3 separate regions of the Mus musculus genome follow, and all the other regions are linked to region 3. Evidence: chromatin loops called from intact Hi-C (ENCODE). Cell type or tissue: heart. All regions are shown on one strand. Links, peaks and the distances in the headings refer to the core of each region. The heading gives the core; the rest is flanking DNA.

Region 1 (7,073 bases), core at 793-5,792, 1.4 Mb before region 3:
AGTTCATATTGTTGTTCCACCTATAGGGTTGCAGAACCCTTTAGCTCCTTGGTACTTTCTCTAGTTCCTCCATTGGGGGCCCTGAAACACAGGGTTTTTAAGAAATATAGTTGAGGGTTGAGGATACAGCTCAGTTGGTACATGCCTTCTAAAATCCCTAAGGCCTTCCCTATGAGCCTGTAATCTCAGCACTGGGAAGGCAGAGGCAGGAGGCCATCATCCTTGGCCAGAGTGAGACATATAAGACCTTGCCGCAAAAGAGAAACATGCTTAGGATGAAGGATCCTTGAATGACCACAGAAACACATCTCTGTCTATTTCTATGATGGTGTTTCCACCCTGAACGGGAGCTGTGCTACTTCACGGGTTGGGAGCCTGAGCGAATTAACTAAAGAAGGAGGTGAGCGAAGCCCCAACATTTGTCTCTTTCTGCTTCATGACTGAGGAGAAGCTGTGACCAGCCACTTCACGCTCCTACTGCCATGATGGACTATACCGTCAGAGGATAAGCAAAATAAACTCCTCCTTCCTTAAGTTGCTTTGCAGGTATGTGGTCATAGCAACAAGAACAGTTAACTAGTACACTTGTCTCTAGATCCATATTCCCAACACAGACACAAGGATTTATAAACACTTGTATTTAGCAACCAGTTACATGAGAAATTCTACTTTACCCGTTTCTTTTCCTTAAAGTCAACAATGTGATTGATGGCAACAACTGAGTATCCCACTGAAAAGAAAAATAGATCATTTAAAAAATATACTTTCTTGTTCACAATGATCATATTGATAAGAGATTCAAGAGTCTGGCATGACAATAGGGATGTAGCTAAGTGTCAGGATGCTTGCTAGGCATACACAGAGTCCTGGATTCAATTCCGAGACCTGGAAAATAAGGGGGTGGGGTAGGAGGCAGATCCTGAGCCCTACTGTTTATTGTGACTTAAGGTGAAGTTTCAGGTTCTTCACCTGTCCCATGATGTTAACAGCAGACAGGACTTTCAAGTGTCATGAAAATGAAGTGAAACAGCACCAGTATTTTAGAAGAGTGCACATATTTAGCTGCCACATTTAGAAGCCAGGCACATATTTAGGCTGTGGTTCATATTAACACAATGCTAAAGACTCAAGTTTTATGTCTTTCTGTCACCTTTGTTATCATTTCTTTCTTCTGCGATCCCCCTCACATTTGCTCCCTTTCCTACGGAGCAATGGAGTGATGACTCCCTCACATCTCTTTTGAGGTACTCTACAATAACAGACGAGGGACACTACAGGCTTGTCTTACCATCACAACAGACAAGTGCCCTGTCCCCAATACATTTAAATCACGACTCTTGTCTTTAAGTTGCCTAAAATACTGACAGGATAATAGTGTATTAATATTAAAAGAATAATGCATGGTAATGATAAAATAGCGGCCCTTCGTCTTCCCAGTCAGCCCAATAACGCCCTACTTTCCTTCCTCTCGAAGGGATTTGAGAATCTATTATTTGGCAGGCCCTATGCCAGGTGAGAGCTCACATGATCAACGTTCATCCTTAAGGCACTTGAGATGCTCGAGAGAAATAAGGTAACGCCCTTCCCATTCTCTAAGCTCCCACAGCAGTTCCTGCCCGAGACCCAGCTTTCTGTATTTGACAGATGCCGTGTGACTCAAAAGGGGCTGATACCAAAAGCACTGGCTGAGGGGACCAGTCCCTGTTCCTATCATTCATCAGCTCGCAGGCTCCATGCCAATGCCTCGACCCCTTAGGCCTCCGTTCTCTCCCTCTGCACGAATGACTGGGCAAACACAAACAACAACAGCTTTGTCAAGAGCCCGAGTTTCTCACCCAGGGGATCCGGGTGATACTGCAGCTATTCTCTGCCTTTAGGGACGTCAGGCAGATCACACGAGAGACCGGAATGGGGCCTGAAAAAACTACCAAACAAAGCTGGATGGTGTGGGGGACAGAGCCAAGCCAGTAGACTCACGGTGAGCAGCAGTCTCCACGAGTCCGCGCAGAGCCTTCAGGTCTGAGCCCGCTCTTAAATCCAAATCTGCGAACGCCGCCATGCTGACATCCCAGGAGCACCCGCGCGCCAGTCTGCGCAGCCGCCGTGTTGTCCCTCAGGCATGCTGGGAGTTTTAGGTTGTTCCTTGAGCTTTCTGGGATTTGTAGTTTTTCTTTCTCAGTCGTCTTGGGTCGTCTTGCAGAGACTTTCCTATTCCCTAGAATCCAGCCAAAGTTAGTGTGTTGGGACCTATAGCCTTACTTATTCATAATTTGAATGGGAATGTTTTGGTACTCTCTGATGGGGCTCAAATCTCCCATGCTCCTACCATACAGCAATGCAAAGTGACTCATTTTAAAGGCACCCATAGAGCATACCGATGTCAAGCAGACATTTCTAAGGTCTTGAAGCCTGTTTAAAGCTCTGGGGAGCCGGGCGTGGTGATACACGCCTTTAATCCCAGACCCGGGAAGGCAGAGAGAACTCTGAGTTTGAGGCCAACCTTCTTTATACCGAGAGTACCAGGCCAGTCTGAAATACAGAGTCTCAAAAGTAGTTAAACTAACAAATAAATGAAGATACATGGGAAGTTATTTTTCTTTCCTATTTCCACAGTACATTCCATTCTTTGAAAGTGGCCTTTTTGAAGTATTTGGTCTGTGGCTAAGATTATCTAAACTCTTTGGGCTAAGACAATCCGTTACAGACTACAACCACAAGATGGCAGAGTGCTCTCAAAGCTGATGGTTTAGCGCCAACACATCCTTTAGCCAGAGGACTGACTGGGAGGGGCAAAAATGAAAACATGTCTTACAATGTTTTTCATGAGAAACATACACATATCATTTGATGTTTCTACTTTTAAATGACCCTTTTAAAAATGAACTCTTTAATATTGACAGATCAATTATTCAACAACATAGAACACGATTTTTAATCTACTTGATGTAGAGGGCCAGTCCTTTACCCCTCTCCATTCAGTCTTTAGTTGCCTAGCATGCGAACCCTTCTGCGCATTACTAATAAGCAGCTCCAGCCTCGTGCAACTCAATAGGACTTCTGAACTGCTGGTCTCTCAAATAAGAAAAGTCCACTTCTCATGAGCTTGTCCGTTGGGATTATACCAAAGTGATGGAAATGTTTAGAAGCATTTTCAATTTCTGTACTAATCACAAAGAATATGGAGTCTTCTCCATCTGACCACACTACTGTAATGATCACTAATTTCCTACAAATTTCTGAAAGATGATGATGATGGCGGTGGTGGTGGTGGAGAGGAGGAGGAAGAGAAGGAGGAGAAAGAGGTGGAGGAGGCAGTAGCAGAGGTGGTATTATTAGTAGCCCAGGGTGGACTTAAATCCACAATCATCTTGCCTCAGTATCCTTGGTTTTGGGATTACAGCTGAGCACTGCCACACCTATGTTTGGTTAATTTTCATAAATGATTGTTTCCAATACTTGATATTTTCCAAGAACAAAACAACAACAAAATAATGTCTGCAACCAGACCAAGGCCGTACAAAACAAACCCCTTGCTTTCATCAGAATGTCTAGTTCTAACTTTTATAGTAGTAGAGAGATGTCTTCATACAGGATCACAAAATCTAGATTGGTCAGTCGAGTAGCCATTGTGTAGTGGACCTAAATAAGAATTTTAGTTATTTGATATTAAGGTTAGACTACAGAGGGCATAATTCTTTAAGAGTCATGGTGATGTTACTGTGGTCTTCACCTTTTAGATTCCCTTTGTTCTGAGTGTTAGCATTTCTTCTAGGCTCCTCCTAACAGTTACCTAGCAACAGCCAGGTACAAGCCTGGCTTGCTATAAAAGGGCTCACTAAGGCACCCCCTCCCACTGCACCATGATGCTGCATTTCAGAACAAATCACTGAGCTTAGGTGAAGAGGAAAGGAAGGATTAGAAATGAAATGAAATGAAGAGATAAAAACCACTGAGCACTGCACTGCGGCAGAGCATCTGCCAAGTACTTATGTGTGCATCTTGTTAATTTTCAAAGCAAATAAGTATTTTTTTTAAACCAACATCTACCTTTTTGACATTTGAGCTAGTGAATGCTTCAGCAGTATAATGGTGGATTGAAGCATTTTGGCTCAGGAGCTGCCTAGTGTGTTGTCTCCTGAGAAAAGCCAGTAGGGAGGACAGTTGTGGATGGTATGAGGAGAGAAGAGGAAAAGAAAAAAGGGAGGTTAAGGAAGGAGAGAGGAAGCAGGGAACGGGAAGGAAGGGGAAGGAGGCAGGACTGGGCAGAGAGAAAAGGATGGGAAAGAAAAAAGTTCAAATGTTGGCCTGAATGGGTGGCAGAGGCCTCAAGGATGCAACACTTGAAGAAGACCTTAGAAATTGCTGAACGGAACACAACTGTATGTTTTGCTGATTTAATTCTAACAGGCAAGTGGGGTGATGGTTGATAGTGATGGTGGTTCCTGTTTTCTGGGGCTCTAGGAGAATGGCTACTAAATAATTTTCTCTTCCATAGTGGAACTTAGTGTCAGGTCCATCAGAAACTGGGAACAAATGTCTAACTCCGATGCCAATCAGCACACAAAGCATATGATGATGGCTTCCAGGTTCTCTCAGTATCTCAAGTACTTGTTACAGAGTTCATGCTGGCTGGCATCCTCCTCTCCTTACCCTGACCCATACCCTAAACTGTTCCAGCTCATGGGCTTCTCTATGATAGAGAATAACAAGTTCAAAACTTCAACACCATTGTATTGAAAGAATCCATGAGGAAATCACTTCAACTTGTAATGTGTTCGTTTGTGAAATGTTTCCTGTTGGTGAACTTGCCCAAGATAGATAACTTTGCAGAATGGGATAGTTGAGCAAATCTTAAGAAACTGCCTATCCTTGTAAATTCTACTGCCTCTGTTGTTCTTGAAAGACAGTGGGTCCTGGGAACTAATCCCAGTGATGCTTCTGTTAGAACTGCTTGCTTGCCGGAGATGGCTGAGGCATCTACAGGGTGTCTATTGTAAAAGGCATGCAGGATGAGAAGTAGTTCCACACCCCTAAAGCCTCATGGCTTCTGCCATTATAAACCCAGGGTAAATACGGATAAGTGCTGCATTTTGAGAATCCTCGTGTAGACCAGGCACCAGTATACAATAAAGCCTCTCATTTGTTAAAATTTATTCATGGTCATGGTGAATCTCTGAGCAACCCCAGACCCATAACACTCTTCCACCAGCTTCTTATTCCCATATAACCTTGCCATTTTGGCCATACACATTCTCTTTGCTCTCTTGGTCATTTTGGCCCTTTCTCTTCTTTGCTCTCTTCTCTCTCACTCAATCCCTGTTTCCTCTTCTCCTGGTCCAGTTCAGTTTTCTAGCCATGTTTAATCTACTTTCTTTTCCTGCTCTAGACTCTTCCAGATGCCTCTAACTTTTCTCTTTCTCATATCTATAATAAAAACCTTCCCCTCAACCATGCCTTGAGGCAGTCATAACCTCACTTTAGACACTTAGAAGATGGGGCTTTTGCATCCAAAGTAGCCTTTGATATCTTAGCATCTCCAAATATGTCTAAATTTGTGTGTTGAGGGGGAACAGGAAAGAAATACTGGGGAGTCTCAGCAGAGCAAGAGTCCCCTTTTATGATTTGAGGGTCCTCTTTTGGGGTTCTTAGTTTCATTAATAAAAAAAATTAAGAACAGACACGGATAGGCTGGAGAACAAAGAAAGCAGAAACTCAGCACAATTTATTAGAATTTAAAAGGAGAACCCCAAAGAAGGCAAGCTGTAAACACCACAGCTGCCTGCAAGGGAGGAGAAGGAAAGGAACAAAAACCACACTGCTTAGAATGAAGCAGCATGGAGGTCAGCCACCTGGCGGCAAGCATCCCTAAGCTGGGCAGGCAAGCGTCAGAAAAAGAGCTAGGATGCAAAGAGTACTGGTTAGGGAGTTTAAAGGTTCTGGCTGTTGTATAAATGGTTACTTCCTTAGGAGTCAGGTCTCATAAAGGTAAGCAGACCCAACTGAACCTCAGAGAGGGTCAGCTGGTAGAAACTTCCCTAGCAGATAAAATGCTGGAAAGAAAAGGGTATTTTCACAGTAAGGCCCCTGGTCTGGCAAGTTTTGATCGACCCTTAAGAGAGGAGTCAAGGGCATGTCCACCTAGAGGCAGACTCCAATGTCACTGTCACTGCGCTTCTTGCTTCTTTCTTTCTCAAGCTTCCCTTCTTAGGGTCTCATTTTCCCACCATTATACCCTGTCTTAGTCTCACCTGAAAGGTGAAAGCCAGGATTATCCAAAGATGGGTGGGCTCAGGACCCAGGAAGACCTGGAATTTATTTCAATTTGAGTCCAAAGACAGAGAAAAGCTTATGTCCCAACTCATGGTAGTCAGGATGAAAGAATTCCACAAGATGAGGGACCTCCATCTGCACAGGATCCACCTTCAATAGACAATCAGATAAAGCCAGACCTCAGGGAGAGCAATCCACTTTACTCAGCCTGCTTACTAAGATGCAAATTCCATGATGAAGAGTACCCACAACCTAAACTAAGCACAACCAAAAGCAAACCAGTAAAACAATAGTACTGTACATCACTTGAAAAAAGTTGCTCAGATAAATATTTTCATTTCTGGCAAGCTTACATAGGGGCATTTATTCAGGACACAGAAGAGCGCAGAGTCTATGTAAACTTGCACTTATAAATGTAATACTTAGAAATTCAGCTGCTTAGTAGTGTGGTTTAGATCTCAAAGGACGTTCCCGTTAAAGAAAAAAAAAAGAAATTTATTTATTCCTGGAATTTTCATTGCAGCTTCTAAATACATAAATGCCTGAAAGTTACCCGTGCTGCCGAGAATTTTACTTTATGTTTAAATTACGTGTAAGAGTGTCTATTTGTGCAAGTATGTGCCATTGCCTGAGGAGTCCAGAGACATCAGATTCCTTGGATCTGCACTTATAGTTATTTTGAACCACCCAACATGGGTGTTTTGAATCGAACTTGGGTCCTCTGTAAGAGTAGTAAGTGCTCTTAACTGCTGAACCATCTCTCTTCAGCCCACGTTGTGAGAATTTTGACAAGACTAAAAGCC
Region 2 (7,073 bases), core at 1,051-6,050, 51 kb before region 3:
TCCCATGACATGAGAATTGACCCCTTATGAAGGTAGTGCCCTGTGACCTAATTATCTTCTACCAGACTCCATATTATAATGGTACCAACTGCCAATACTGTAGCACCAGCTTCCAAGTTCTTAGCACATGAACCTTTTAGAGGCAAGTCTGGATCCCATCTCCCTCTTGTGATCTAGTCCAGTTTATCTACAAAGTATTCTGATGGTCTACTTTTAAAGACAGATTTATCATAACTTATTCATATTGACCTGTTTATGCTAGTTTATTCCCCTGTGGCTTGTAACACAGTACCACAGACTGAGTAACTTTTAAGGGAAAGACAATGATAGAAGTTCATACTTCTGATCCATAGCCAGGGGCTGATTTTGGTGAGTGGCCTTTTCTGAACTCTAAGAAGTTCCTGTACCTGCCTACTCAGATCCTACAATAACTTTTAACTCTACCTTGACATAGTAAGGTGCCCACAGAACAAGTTCTCAGCCTCACAGATTTATACATGTCCAATGCTATTCCTAGGGAAATGTGAATAAAAGTCTACTCACCCCAGAGAGGAAAACAACACAAACCAAAGTACAGATACCATCAGAGTCCACCGTGGTGAACCCGTTTATTTTGGGTGTATGTTACTTACAGGAGAATAGATGAAGAATTACTATCAGGAGCAGAAGTGACTCAGACAGTTACTTCACCAAAAGCCCACTCCAGCTCATAAAAGCCCGAAACCTGCACCAAACTGCACAGCCTGCAGGTAGTTCAACAGGTGAAGCATCCTTTCCAGGTGGTCCAGTTGGTCTGAGCATCTTCTAGGCAGCTCTGTTGGTCTCTGTCCCCCCAATCCCGAGGCGGCTTGGCTGATCTTCTGTTTCTTTCAGGTGACTTCACCTGTCTCTTCTAGCATCTTAGTTTATCTGAAAGAATCTGGCATCTGTCTTTACAGTTTATATACAGTTTACATACCAGAAGAAGGAGTCTAGTGATTCTGGTCAGTTTCATGGACTTCCTAAAGCTTTTGAGTTGTTTAACTTCCAGAGCTTAACAAGCTTCCCAGCAGAATGGAAAACTTTACCTCCCATGAGAACATCCTTTTGTTTCACTTCCTTTGTAACATCTGGTATCTTCAGTTCCCTCAAAGATGAAAATTTTGAACTCAGAGAAACTGCTACAGGAGGGATGTGTGGCCTCCCTTTGAGCTCAGCTTTGCATCTATGCTTTGAGCAGTCTGGCTGCAAGTCAGAGTGTCCAAAAGTTCTTGCCTTTGCTTGTGTGCTAAAACAGTTCACGGGTGTAGGACAATGCTTTGCTTGACTATGTGAAGAGTTTACCCCAAAGGATACATTCAAGAATATAGACCATCATCTAATTGAAAAGATAGGGTAGGGTACAGTCAGGAGCTCAGGATGAGCAGGCATGTCCCGGGGAGATATGGAGTTGCACACTCAACTGATGTGTGTGGATGGACTTTTGGGTCTCCTTCTCCCCAGATGGTGTCTTTCTACAGTTTTATAGAGGCATGATTACTTAGGCATGGTCGATTAAATCATTAGTCTCTGCTCATTAAGACACTCTTCAGACCCTCTCTCTTTCCAGGGTTAAGGGTGGAGTGTCTAAGTATATAGCAACCCTCCAATCACATAGCTAATTCTTCTGGCAGCCAGTTCCATTTAGAGCTTCCCCCCACCCCCAGGAGTCTCCAACCAACAGTCACCTCATTAACATGCAAGAACTTATGGTTTCCAAGATCTTTGTTTTCTTAAAATGTCAAGTGTTTTAAGAGTTGCATGCCAGGAAACCAGGGCAGGGACCGAGTATAGTTTTCTTATTATGTCAAGAACAGATTCATACTGTTGTTATGTATTCCTTATCAGTATCCATCTCTAGAGCCTTTTTATGTTTTCAAACTGAAACTCCATACACTGGCCCCATTCCCTTCTCTCTCTCCCTCCAACTTCTGGCAACCTCTGTTTTACTTCCTGTATGTATGACTTTAACTGTTGCAGACACATCACCCCCTTGGAACCATGCAGCCCTTTTTCCTTAGCCCCACCCTCTAAGCTTCACTTGTTTTGCAGCCTCTGTCAGCATTTCCTTCCCTTTAAAGCTGGTCACATGGTGTGCAGAGAACACATTCTGTCCACCCAGTCACCTGTCAATACACATTTGGGTTGGGTGGCTTTCACTCTGGGCCAATTAGGAATAGTGATATGGTGAACATGGGTGTACACATGATGGTTTGAGGGCCTGCATCTAATTATTGGAGGGAAATTGCTGGATTCTATGGAAATTCTCTTTATAACATCTTGAGGATGTACCACAGTGTTTTTCACAGAGACCACACCATTTTACAACCTTATCAGAAAGATACCAGAGTTACAATTCCTCTACATCCTTACCATCATTTTCTTTTGCTCTTACAATAACCATTGTAATGCACTTGGAGTTACAATTTTACCCTTTAAAAGTTATATTTAAACACACGTGTATAAAGATAAGTAAATAAGTAAGATTTCTCACATATTTCCTACAAATAATGACCAGTTTATTGTTTAAAATTTACCAGTTTATTGTTGTTATTGTCATCTTTTTACTGTATTTTCTCCTAGTCTTGCCTTAGACATATAACATGCCTATAACATGGCCACGGAAAGTGTTCTGAATTGGGAGTCTAGTGCTTCCTTTCCAAAGCTGACGGTTGCTCCCCTTCACTCTAACAGGACCAGTTTCATGAGGCCCAACCTGCATTTTATTATTTATGCTGCTCAAGGCTAGCCTCAGGTGCTCCTGTTTTGGGGGACTTCTCTGATCAGTAAAGCTGAACAGAGGTCCCTGGCAGTAGATTAGACCACTGACATGCAGATCAGCTTGACACACTTGCCTCTTTACTGCCTTGTACATCTCCACTGCTTTCTCTATCTTTAGCACGAAGACCTCTCCTTTCCCGTTTGTTCTCTTACCACGGTTTGTCAGGTCACCTTAGTTGACCGCAAGAGGAAGGGAAGCGTGCTTCCTGTTCTGTAAAACTGTGTGCTCTGTAATTTTCCAGTAAGTTTTAAAGCCCACAGCAAATGCTTGTCTCAGCTTAAACAGCAGCCATGATATAGTGAATTGAAGGGGAAAAGGCACAAAAAATATTTTCATGGAGCTAATTACTACCTCTTAAAAAGTAAAGATTGTCATCACATTGACAATAGAATTCGGGTTTTCTGGTAGCCATTGGGATAGATGACGTGCAGGCTAAGCAGGTGGATTAGAAAGTTTTGTTTTGTATTTGTCTGCTAGGGAGTTTGATGGGACTAGTGTCTAGTCAAGGGCCATTTTATAACCAGTAAATTGACTTTATGAGATTTACCATTTTGATCGATCTTCAGCGTCATTTTCTGAAATGAGTGTTTGCTTTTGTTACTGTGGCTGAGATATAACTCTGGCTTAACTCTGTTTGAGAACCAAGAGTATGATGCTCACTGCATCCAGGCTGTGGGGAACCATGTGACGTGGTGCCATTGTTGCCTTTGTTCAGATAAGGGAGGAATCGAGAGCTGATGACTGCTTGCAGGGAAGGAGTTGCTATAAAAGATCAGCTCAGTATCGGAATGGGCGAGGCAAGTTCATCTCTATCGTTTTCATCATTTTACACCTAAGCAACAATGTCTCTGCTTCTTTCTCCTCAGCATTTCCTCCCTGGGTTCAGATTTCTCAGACTTTCCATGCAGAAGCGGCTGATGCCTGCAGGGCTTGGCTCTCTGTCTCCTTCCTCCTTTGTGCTTCCTGCTTTCAGACACAGTGGGTTATCCAGCTCCACAAATCTTCCCAGGCATTCTGTTCTTTCCCTTTACAGTAGTCCTGGCTAGCACAGGTCTTAGGGATCCAGATGTGGTGGCCACAGTGCAAACTCCATTGGCAGCATCCCTGCCACTCTTACTGTGGAGTTTTGCTCATCAGTTACAGAGGGTCCTCAATTTATGAAGATGTTTGACTTAAGTGATGATTAGTGATGATTGTCAACTTGCAAAATCTAAAATCACCTGGGAGATGGGCCTCTCAGATCATCAGTGGGAGACTGTCTTGATTATGCTAATTAGACTGGGAAGACCCACCACTGTAGGCAGTACCATTCCCTAAGCAGGAGACCCTGAACTGTATAAGCCTGGAGGAAGTGAGCTGAGCCCTGGCCTGCATTCATCACTGCGGACACAATGTGGCCATCTCCTTTAAGATCCTGGTGCTTTGAATTCTCCAGCGGAACGGACTGTAACTTAGAACTGTGAGCTGAAGTGAAGCCCTTTCTCCCTTGTGTTGGTTTTTGTCAGAGCATTTTAACACGACAACAGAAAATAAACTAAGACAACTTATGACTAGTTTCAAACTTTGAAATATCATCAAAGTGATATATATTTGGTACAAGCCATAGTTCAGATTGTGAATTTCAATCTTGTTTTAGGCTAGCGATACTCAGTAAGGACACTCTTACGCTAAAAAGTGGTAGTGAGATGCAGCTCTCAGTCAGCTGCATGATCTTGAGGGAGATTAATCCATACTCCACAGTGTTCTGGGTTCCTGTGTTACTGGCACACACAATACCTATGCGTGTACATAGGAGACGTTGAACACTTGATTATGAAGTAAGCTCTATTGCTAGATTATTTTGCCCAGCTGTAGGCTGAACATTCTGAATATGAGGTAGGCTAGGTTAAGCCATAGTGGTTCATAGGTTAGGTATAGTAGAGGTTTTGTGATATTATTTGCTCTCCATCCACCCCCAACCCCCACCTCCCTTTTCTTTCTCTTCCTTCCTGTCTTTGTCTCTTCTTTTGTATGCTAGGATAGGATTTTGCCACTGAACTACACCTCCAGTCCTTTGACTTAAGGATCTTTTCAAAATGTGTGGCTTTATAGCTTCATATGTGGAGGAGCACTGTTTCTTGACCTACGTGGCCCCTAGGTTGGCTTTAAGTCATTACCAATGACAAGTAGTCTGGTCTCTATGTAGATGTAGGAATGCACATAGACACGTTCTTACTAGACCTTTCCTGTTTCCTTCGCCCTACAATGTGCAGTCATTTCATGCTTCATCTCCTTCAAGTACACGTAAGATGCAAAAAGTCTTGAAGAAATTATCTTACAGGCCAGTGGGGGCAGGGGCAAGGGTTACAAAGGCCTTTTATAGTTTGGAGTGGGATTGGTATATCCACTGTGGATTAGATGACATTAACCTAGGAGTTCTCTCTTTTGTCAAAGGGAATTGCTTCTCTTTTTTTTTTCACTTTTCCAAAATCAAACAAAGCTGTTTGTACATGATGATGCTTGTTGAAGGCTCTTTAGTTTAATGGAACATTTTTAAAATAAATGAAAACAATGCAAAGATATAGAAGCTAGTTACACACACAAAAATAAGTCTTCTGATACATTTATTACATAACTCAATAGGATTTGTCCTATATGAAGGAAGTGTTACACTATTCCCTTGGAGGAAATGATGTGTTTGCATGCGTGATGTGAATGCCACAGCTTGAATGTTGTCAGAGGACAGTTTTGTGGCGGCTCTCCTCTGTTTCCAGCTTTCCTTTGGTATTGAGGATCAAACGCGGGTCATCAAGTTTGTTCAGCAATCTTCTGTGCCCACTGAGTCATCTCGGTGGCCCCAAAAGAGACACATGAAGAGAGAGCTGCCTGGCACGAGGTGACTGGCTCTGTGAAGACAGGGAGAAAGTACTACAGACTGAGGAAGAGTGACTGTGAGAGCCTGAGGCACAAATGAGGTTGGCACATTCTGAGAACAGAATGTCTGGAAAGCTGTGTAGTGTAGGTGGGGGACAGTGACAGGCGATGCTTGAAGCTCTGAAGTAGGTCAGGTCATTCAAGGCACACACACTGTAAAGAGACTAAGTGCTCTTCTCAGGGCAAGGAGGAAGTCACTAAAGCTGTAAGCAGTGATGTGCTGTCCAAATTCAGTGCTGTTTTCTCCCTATCTTTATGTTTTTGCCCCCAAACCTATTCTAGGAATGTTGTTAGGACACTGATTGTAAGTCACAGTTTCTCCATGCAGAATTGAAGAAAACGCTGCTCTGTGCAAATCCCAACGTCAGTGGTATTGGTAGAGACAGTGTGCCTAGTCACCATGGAGTCTAACATCCATGTGACCTTGGGTTAGCTACCGACTTGTGTGTCTGCTTCCCCATGTATCCAATGGCCCTTGTTTGAATGCCAGGTATTTAATGGCACTAGAAGTTTCAAGGGTCTCTCTACATCTCTCACACCTGTGTTTTGGCCGATGTGAATATTTATCTCTCGTGGCATGGCAGAGATTGTGTGGAAAGCCTGTCTTTATTTCACAAAGCTTCATATGAAACTTTGGCATATGAAAGTCCTGCCTTCACATCATTCTCAACATTTACTGTTGCTACTTTTCGGAATCACCGTTTGTCAGTCTGGTGTGACTGGGGAAGGAGATGTCTTGTTCTGAGCATGTGAATGTAATTAATAGACTTTATCATTCTAAGGATGCTATTGTTAATTATTTATAGTCAATATTTTTATTCTTTGAGACTTTGACTCATGTACACAATGAAATATATTCATAGCCACCCCTATTCCACCCCCCCCTCAAACTGCCCCTGGATACTTTCTAAAACATCTCTCCCAGCTTTATGCTGCCTACCACCATGGCCGCCTCTTTCTCTTCCTTCTCCGTCTTTTAAACAAACCATTAAGTCCAATTAATGCTGCCCGTGTGTATGGGCACACATTCACTGTAGCATGGGCAACTTACCAGTAAGCACAGCCCCAAAGAATCTTTATTCCTCACCAACTTTCAAGGAAAATCGCACCTTCAATAAGTGCAATAGCCTGGACATGTAAGAAGACAGCATTTCAAAGCACTCCTTCACATTCTCTGCTTCATTCTTTCTATCTTCTCTTCCTCAATATTCTCTGAGCCTTGGAGTAGGGGATGTAGATGAGCACTCACGGTCACATAATCTCAACACAACATCATCCTACCGTTGACCAGTTAGAAGATGCAGAGTTCCCATAGACGCCTTCTGCTTGACCACACTTTCTTCTGTTATAAACACTGTAC
Region 3 (7,073 bases), core at 667-5,666:
TGAAGCTCCGCTTGGGAGTGTTGTCAGTAACCAGTTATCCTGTCAAGCGGGGATCATGCTGGGTGGCTTGCTGGCATCTACTGGTTTCATCCTGGGCTCATTTGCCACCAGCTTGAAGCACCTCTACCTCAGCCTGGGAGTTCTTACAGGTAAGCGCACTTTCTTCCACAAGTCTGACCCTACCTTTGTTCAAGTATTGTCAAGACATAAACACAACAGAGATTTATAAAACACTTTTCTTTAGACTCATAATGCGGCTGACTTAGCTTATGGCTACCAACTTAGTAGTTACAGAGACTTAGAAATGTAATTCCATTAGCCTAAAGCCTTACCACATTAATTTTGTCATGCCATGAGACATAACTTTTCTCTCTGGCATTACATATGCCTGAGACTCTGAACTCAGAAGAAACGATAAATTACTCAGCACAATACAAATTTTCAACAGTGGTTGATCTTTCTCTGTCTCTCTTTGTTAAGGAAGACACTGAACACCGTGTTTGGCCTGAATTTTCTGGTCTTTATTATGCTTATTATTATCCAATAAATGGGAACTTCAACTTAGAAAATATAGTACCTTGCCTCAGGTATTCTTATATTTCACATTATTTCTCAGAGTTATTGAAACCCCATTTTAGAAAATAATGACGGATTTTATGGAAAGAGAAGAATGTGTCCATTCCATAAACTTAACAGGACTGCATAGGGTTGGGATGAGGTTGGCTGGTGGGACTCAAGGCACAATAAGTTCATCACAGATATGGGGGTGGAAGGTGGTACCCACTCTTGTCTGGGTACATGCTATGAATTTAGGATGAGTTAGGCCAGCAATGTGTGTAACCTCAGAGTAAGGCTGTGCATCTGCATCTGTCTGCTAAGGACGTTACAGGCATCCCTAGTAACTCATAGGGCCTGGCTGCTAAGACTACTAGGAACTGGTCTGGTTTTAGAACTGAAAGTCCCAGCATCTGGAAACCCATAGATCTGTTGACCGTCTGTATTGCAAATGTGGATGGGTATTGAGAGTGCTTCTTCTGTCTCTTCTCCTGTATTATCAATTATCAATTGAGGTGCCACATATTTTATATCTATCTTTAGATGCATTGAGGTAAATAGCCTACATGTTCTGAAACATAGGCTTGAAGCTCTTTGGGCTTTCTAAGTTAAACTGAGGTAGTAGAAGCCAAAAACCTTTTGAAAGCTTTCCAAACTATTGGTATTTTTCTGAAGGACTTGAGGAATATTTCCAGATTCCATGTTCTTCTGTAATATTCCCTAGTCTATGATATTTCCCTCCTAAATGAAATGTCCTGCAACTTCCCTGGATTTGTATATATTATTTCTGTATAAAACCCGGGAAGCATAGACCATCAAAGATGTGTCTTCTCAGGCAGGGAAGAGGTGAGACAAGTATTCAGCCAGTTTAACCTACAAAAAGTAGGCAGGGGAGATGGAGAGACGGAGAGAGGGGGAGAGGGAGAGAAAAAAAGAGGGAGAGAAGGAGAGAGGGAGAGAGGGGGAGGGGGAGAGGAAGGGAGAAAGGGAGAGAGAGTGAAGGAGAGAGGGAGGGAGGGAGAGAGGGAGGGAGAGAGAGACAGACAGAGACAGAGAGAGAGAGAGAGAGAGAGAGAGACAGAGACAGAGACAGAGACAGAGACAGAGACAGAGACAGAGACAGAGAGACAGAGAGGATGTATGGAAAGGAGTGGGGAGTGGTCAGTTTCTTTCTTCAGCATGTCCCTGATTTTGCTGGGAAATTCCAGCTTAGCTTGAGTAGTGATTTTTTTTTTCAAGTTCTTCATGTCTTTGAGAAAAGATTTCTTTTAGTGTATTCTTCCTAAGGAAAAAAGTCACAGAACTCCTCTCTGTAGTTTGAAAATTACGAAAGAATGGCAGGAAGATTAATTTTTCAGCTGGTTACACAAACAGCTTTAAAGGGATTCCTGGAAGATCAGAGTCTCTTCAGTCTCAGTCATCCGTTTTTCCCACTGCCCGCTCTTGTCCGCTCACGGTGAACCACCATTCACGGCGTTCTCTGTTTCCCAGGTCTTGGATTTGCACTTTGTTACTCTCCGGCAATTGCCATGGTGGGCAAGTATTTCAGCAGACGGAAAGCCCTGGCTTATGGGATTGCCATGTCAGGCAGTGGCATTGGTACCTTCATCCTGGCTCCTGTCGTTCAGCTCCTCATCGAACAGTTTTCCTGGCGAGGAGCACTGCTCATTCTTGGCGGGTTCGTTCTGAATCTCTGCGTCTGCGGCGCTCTGATGCGTCCAATTACCCTTAAAGAGGACCGATCAGTCCCAGAAAAGAATCACAACCGTGAATCTCAGCGAGAAGACTGTAAGCAAGCATCTCCCTATTCACCTTTGACCAAAGAATGTACAGAGACCCGTCTTTGCTGCTCCTTGCAGCAGGAATACGGTTTTTTACTGATGTCAGACTTCGTCGTGTTGGCCGTCTCTGTTCTGTTCATGGCCTACGGCTGCAGCCCTCTCTTTGTGTACCTAGTGCCTTATGCTTTGAGTGTCGGAGTGAGCCACCATCAAGCTGCTTTCCTCATGTCCATCCTCGGGGTAATCGATATTGTTGGCAATATCACATTTGGCTGGCTAACTGACAGAAGGTAAATTCCGGGGCAAAACGCAACTGGCTTTTCCTAGGAGGCTTTAAGTGCCGAGTTTTCCCTGGCTTTGTCACACATCTACATTTGGAGGGGAATGTTGGTATCTAAAGGAGGCTTTTCTTGCTGATTCCTATAGATCAGATGTTAGCAAACTTTTTATGTATGGGGACACATAGAGCAAACATTGTTTGGCTTTGTAGAAGATATAGTATTTGTCATAACTCTATAGGACTGCCATCAGCATGAGAGCAGCTGTGTTCTGATGAGTATCAATGCATACTGAAATGTCTATTTCTATATTTCACCCAAGGTTAGGTTTTTTGTTTTGTTTTGTTTTGTTTATTTGGTTTACAACCATTTATGATGAAACAAGCCAACCAAATGACCAGGTAAGTCACACAAAAGGTTAGCAAGCTAGAGGTGCTCCTAATTTGTCCATTCTTGTTCTAGACAGTCTAGGTTGTATGTCTGTCTGAACTTCACAGAGGAGGACAACTTAAAAGTCCTAATGACAAATTTGATTCCAGCCTAAAGTAAATTAGTCTTCTACTGCGACAACTGCTCTCTGCCTGCTGTGGTCTTAACACATTTTGGATTGTCCCAGGGTTTAACTAGTAGCAGAAAGAGGACCTCACCCCACCCCTCAGGTAGAAGGGTCAGGTGCAATGACACACAATGTCATTAGCCACACACTTAGATTTCAGTGTGAGACTAGAATACTTTCATGATATTGTATGCTTAGAGACTGGATTTATAGGAACTCTACAGCAAATAATTAATTACCTGTTTGGATTGGAGACTTCTGATGGCGCCTTGGGTGAGGAATTACTTATGTTTGAGTCATGAGCTAAGAGAGCTATCATCTAATGGCTTCTCACAAGTTACACTTTAGTCATTAATCAGGATCTGACTGGGATTCTCTAGCATTATTAATATAATATTTAGAACAGATTCCACTTGTTTTCTTTTGTGCCTCGCTGGTGATAAAAGCAGCAACTCATATGCTGGACAAGCTCACTCAGCCGTGCCCCAGCACTTCCCACCTTTTAAATTAAAGACAAAGGAAGGAGGAAGGGTGGGGCGATGTCCGCTGCACAATGTTGACTCAGGGAGAAGCAACTTGTAAGTCGAAGGAGGCGTGGCTAGGCACAAGACCTAAATTCTTGTGCCAGTTCTACCCTTTGTTAAAATCACCTACTGCTGAGATTCTCCAGGGCCTCCATCTGTCAAGTAGATGTTGGAGGCTTATGAGAGGAAGCATTTGCAAATAGGCAGAGCTGGCATTCTACCGTCTTTCAAATATTATATTATTATATTATATTATTATATTATAGATGGAGGTGGAGTTTCAGAGAGGAAATGGAGTGGAAGACCACTGCGGGAGTCTGGATGTAGGACTTTATCCTAGATCAGACAGACCTTCGTCACTCTTACACTTCTTTTTACTGTCTTCATATCCAGTCTCAGCAATGTATGATTGCTTGGGCTGTTGAGCATGCGAGATGTGCTCGATACCAGTGACAACCTTATCTCGAAGCACTCACTATGGTAGCTGCCTAGAAAATTGTGGCCTCAGGTTTACATATATTGAGGTGGCTAGTCTCGTTTTATGATGAAAGGATTTTACATTAGAGTTACGCAGGTAGTGACACTGCAATCTTGTACATATTAGAGCAACACCATACTATGCTTCCTGCACACATACATTCATGTATATATGCCAGTAGAACAATCAGAGGATAACAGGAGCTGGCAAGATGTGCTAGCAGTAAAGAACACTTGCTACTTTTGCAGAGGAATGGAGTTCAGTTCCTAGCACCCCCACTGAGAAGCTCATAGCTTCCTGTAACTCTAGTTCCAGGGAATCCAATATGGCCTCCATGGTAGCTAATGCATATGCTCACATACACACATGCGTGCTCGTGTGTGTGTGTGTGTGTGTGTGTGTGTGTGTGTGTGTGTGTGTGTGTACGTGCGCGCGCGCGAGTGTAAGATAACACAAATAGGAAGGCACACACAGCTGCGGTGTTTACAGTTGCGTGACTCTGTTCAAATATCTCTTTTATGGAATCTGAGTATCCCATACTCATTATGGCTCTTCACATTTGTAGGTGTCTGAAGAATTACCGATATGTTTGCTACCTCTTTGCCGTGGCACTAGATGGGCTGTGCTATCTGTGTCTTCCAATGCTTCAAACCTTCCCCCTTCTTGTGCCTTTCTCTTGTACCTTTGGCTACTTTGATGGAGCCTACGTTACCTTGATCCCGGTCGTGACTGCAGAGATAGTAGGGACCACCTCTTTGTCTTCAGCACTTGGCGTGGTCTACTTCCTTCATGCAGTGCCATACTTGGTGAGCCCACCCATTGCAGGTAAGTTTTCAAAGTCTACTAGCCACTGTCACTGTACTGATGTAGAGGAAGTGAACCCACACTTCTGTGTACAGCTCATATACCAAAAATAAGAAAAAGCTTCCGAGTGAGTCAGGAAAGGGTGAAAGGTTGTAGGAATGCAAAAGGGACCAAAGAACTATGGTCCTACCCACATTCTGCCTTTATAATCTTTTTCCAACCAAGTAAGGATGGTAGCTTGCATGGAAAATGGAAGTCCCAAGTTAGGGTCTTGGTTCCAGTTTATGTTAAAGATAGAAGTAAAAGGATAGAACATTTGCTCCAGTTGTAAGTAAGTAGGGCACCATCAGAAGGAAGTCTGCTACCAAAACAGAGCAGTGGGTAGTGAGGCTAAAAGGAGACGTGAAGGTATAAAGACACAGAGAGCCAGGTGGAGGGCAGGGCTCTCTCTGTGTTCTTCGCTTATCATTTGTACATACCAAATGTTGGTAATGGTCAAGTTTTCATGCAAACAGATAATGACTATAGCATGTTTTAGAGAATACCACCTAGAGGTTTACAATAGAGGAAATTAAGATTCTACCTTAATGCAAAGTAACTACTTTGTCCCTACAGAAATCCACATACAAATCAGACCATAACAAGAATATGTGCAGGGGGGTATGGATCATGGGAAACTGTAAAGTGAGAATTAATTTTTCTACTCCACTTTGATTTTTGGATTTGAAGTGGGTGAAAAGTGAAGCTGTATACTTTCCTGGTGGATTTTCTCCACATACAAATATTTTGAGGAAAAATCTATAGCTGCTCCTTGCCAACTACAAACCAATTGCCTACCAGAGTAAAACTTTACCCACCAACTCTCTGATCCTTGTGACCCATATTTTCCTATCACAAAACACAGTGCTCCTCACATCTTTGTGATTGGCATAGATATTGGGATTGATATACTGCAATAGCAGCAGAAATAAAAACAAATTATAGATTGTGGCCTCCGGTATATGCATTTAAAACAACACACAACATCATGTTGTGCGCATGATCTTAACCAAAAGGCCAAGAAGCAATGTCCGAGAGTCCAAATTTTCAAATAAGGTATGGTTGAGATCAGTCTTCCGTTGACAACTGGACACTGCACTAAAGTCTATTAGGTTGCTTACAGTAGTGTGTGGGTTCTGGGAATCCTATTAGCATTTTGTATGTCCACTTATCCCCTATATCACTGATCCCAACTTCAATCACTTGAATGATGTTTAAAGCTACAGACTATGAAATACAATCTTCATCTTTTTAAACCAGATTTCATGGAGTTAATAATCACTAATATTTATTGTGTGAGTAGCAAAGACAGAGGCCTCTCTTAAATCCTTCACTTAATAACAATTATTAATTTATATATTTCTCGGTTCCTGCAAGACATCTTTAGGCCATCTGCTTTTTGTTCAAATCATTGATGGTGTGCTGTAGTCTAGGGAGATTCTCCTGGCAAATGATTAAGTTTGAGAGTGGCTAATCCGGTAATTGAATTTTTAGCTCAGCACCGTGGTTTTGCTTTTGCTGTAGGATGGCTGGTGGACACGACGGGCAGCTACACTGCAGCCTTCCTTCTCTGTGGATTTGCCATGATATTTAGTTCCATCCTGCTTGGCTTCGTTAGAATTGTCAAGAGGATGAAGAGAACACAAGTGCCTTTCCCGGTCAAAGACTCAGATCCCAAGCTACAACTGTGGACCAATGGATCAGTGGCCTACTCTGTAGCAAGGGAGTTAGATCAGAAAGATGAGGAACCCCTGCCTAAAGCCAGGTCTGGTTGCAACCTCACGTGACATCCCTGGGAATCTTCAAGGCTGGTGGACCCCAGGCCACCAGGTTGTTCATGGTCTGGAAATATTTTATTTTGACAGAGTATCACCTCCCAAGTAAATTATTAATACTGTTTTGCTAACATATTTATATGGGGGAAAATAACGAGCAACGAAGAAATCTGGAGTAGCCTGGAGTTTTCTCATTTGGGATTTGTACTTACTTAGCTCCAGGGGAAAGTCAGGGCATAGTTTATGGGATTAGCTGTATTTCAAGGCAACTCCAAGGCAGAGG

What was found. Peaks named below come from ENCODE experiments on the same cell type or tissue, not always from the same donor. Only the 100,000 strongest peaks of a DNase experiment are listed, where the experiment ranks them.
Region 1: it touches region 3 in a loop (7-fold over the local background); 6 of 42 quality-filtered maps call a loop at or near these places.
Region 2: it touches region 3 in a loop (2.4-fold over the local background); 2 of 42 quality-filtered maps call a loop at or near these places.

Annotation. Positions count from the first base shown.
Region 1 is chr19:36,078,723-36,085,795 of GRCm38, reverse strand. Rpp30 (ribonuclease P/MRP 30 subunit) reads right to left here and starts at 2,080. Exons shown (of 11, transcript NM_019428.3): 1 at 1,978-2,080; 2 at 675-730. The coding sequence starts at 2,059. In heart, for the core only: a CTCF peak has its summit at 2,706 (motif pointing right); DNase peaks (open chromatin) are centred at 1,745 and 2,085; H3K4me3 peaks cover 1,939 bases; H3K27ac peaks cover 1,258 bases; H3K27me3 peaks cover 497 bases.
Region 2 is chr19:34,721,464-34,728,536 of GRCm38, reverse strand. All of the region lies in intron 1 of Slc16a12 (solute carrier family 16 (monocarboxylic acid transporters), member 12), which reads left to right. Among named protein-coding and RNA genes, the nearest start is that of Slc16a12, 22 kb to the left of the region's middle. In heart, for the core only: no CTCF peak of the experiment used is centred there; DNase peaks (open chromatin) are centred at 2,896 and 3,726.
Region 3 is chr19:34,670,360-34,677,432 of GRCm38, reverse strand. Slc16a12 (solute carrier family 16 (monocarboxylic acid transporters), member 12) reads left to right here. Exons shown (of 7, transcript NM_172838.4): 4 at 6-149; 5 at 2,047-2,626; 6 at 4,738-4,997; 7 at 6,540-7,073. The coding sequence ends at 6,802. Among named protein-coding and RNA genes, the nearest start is that of Ifit1, 33 kb to the right of the region's middle. In heart, for the core only: no CTCF peak of the experiment used is centred there; a DNase peak (open chromatin) is centred at 3,732.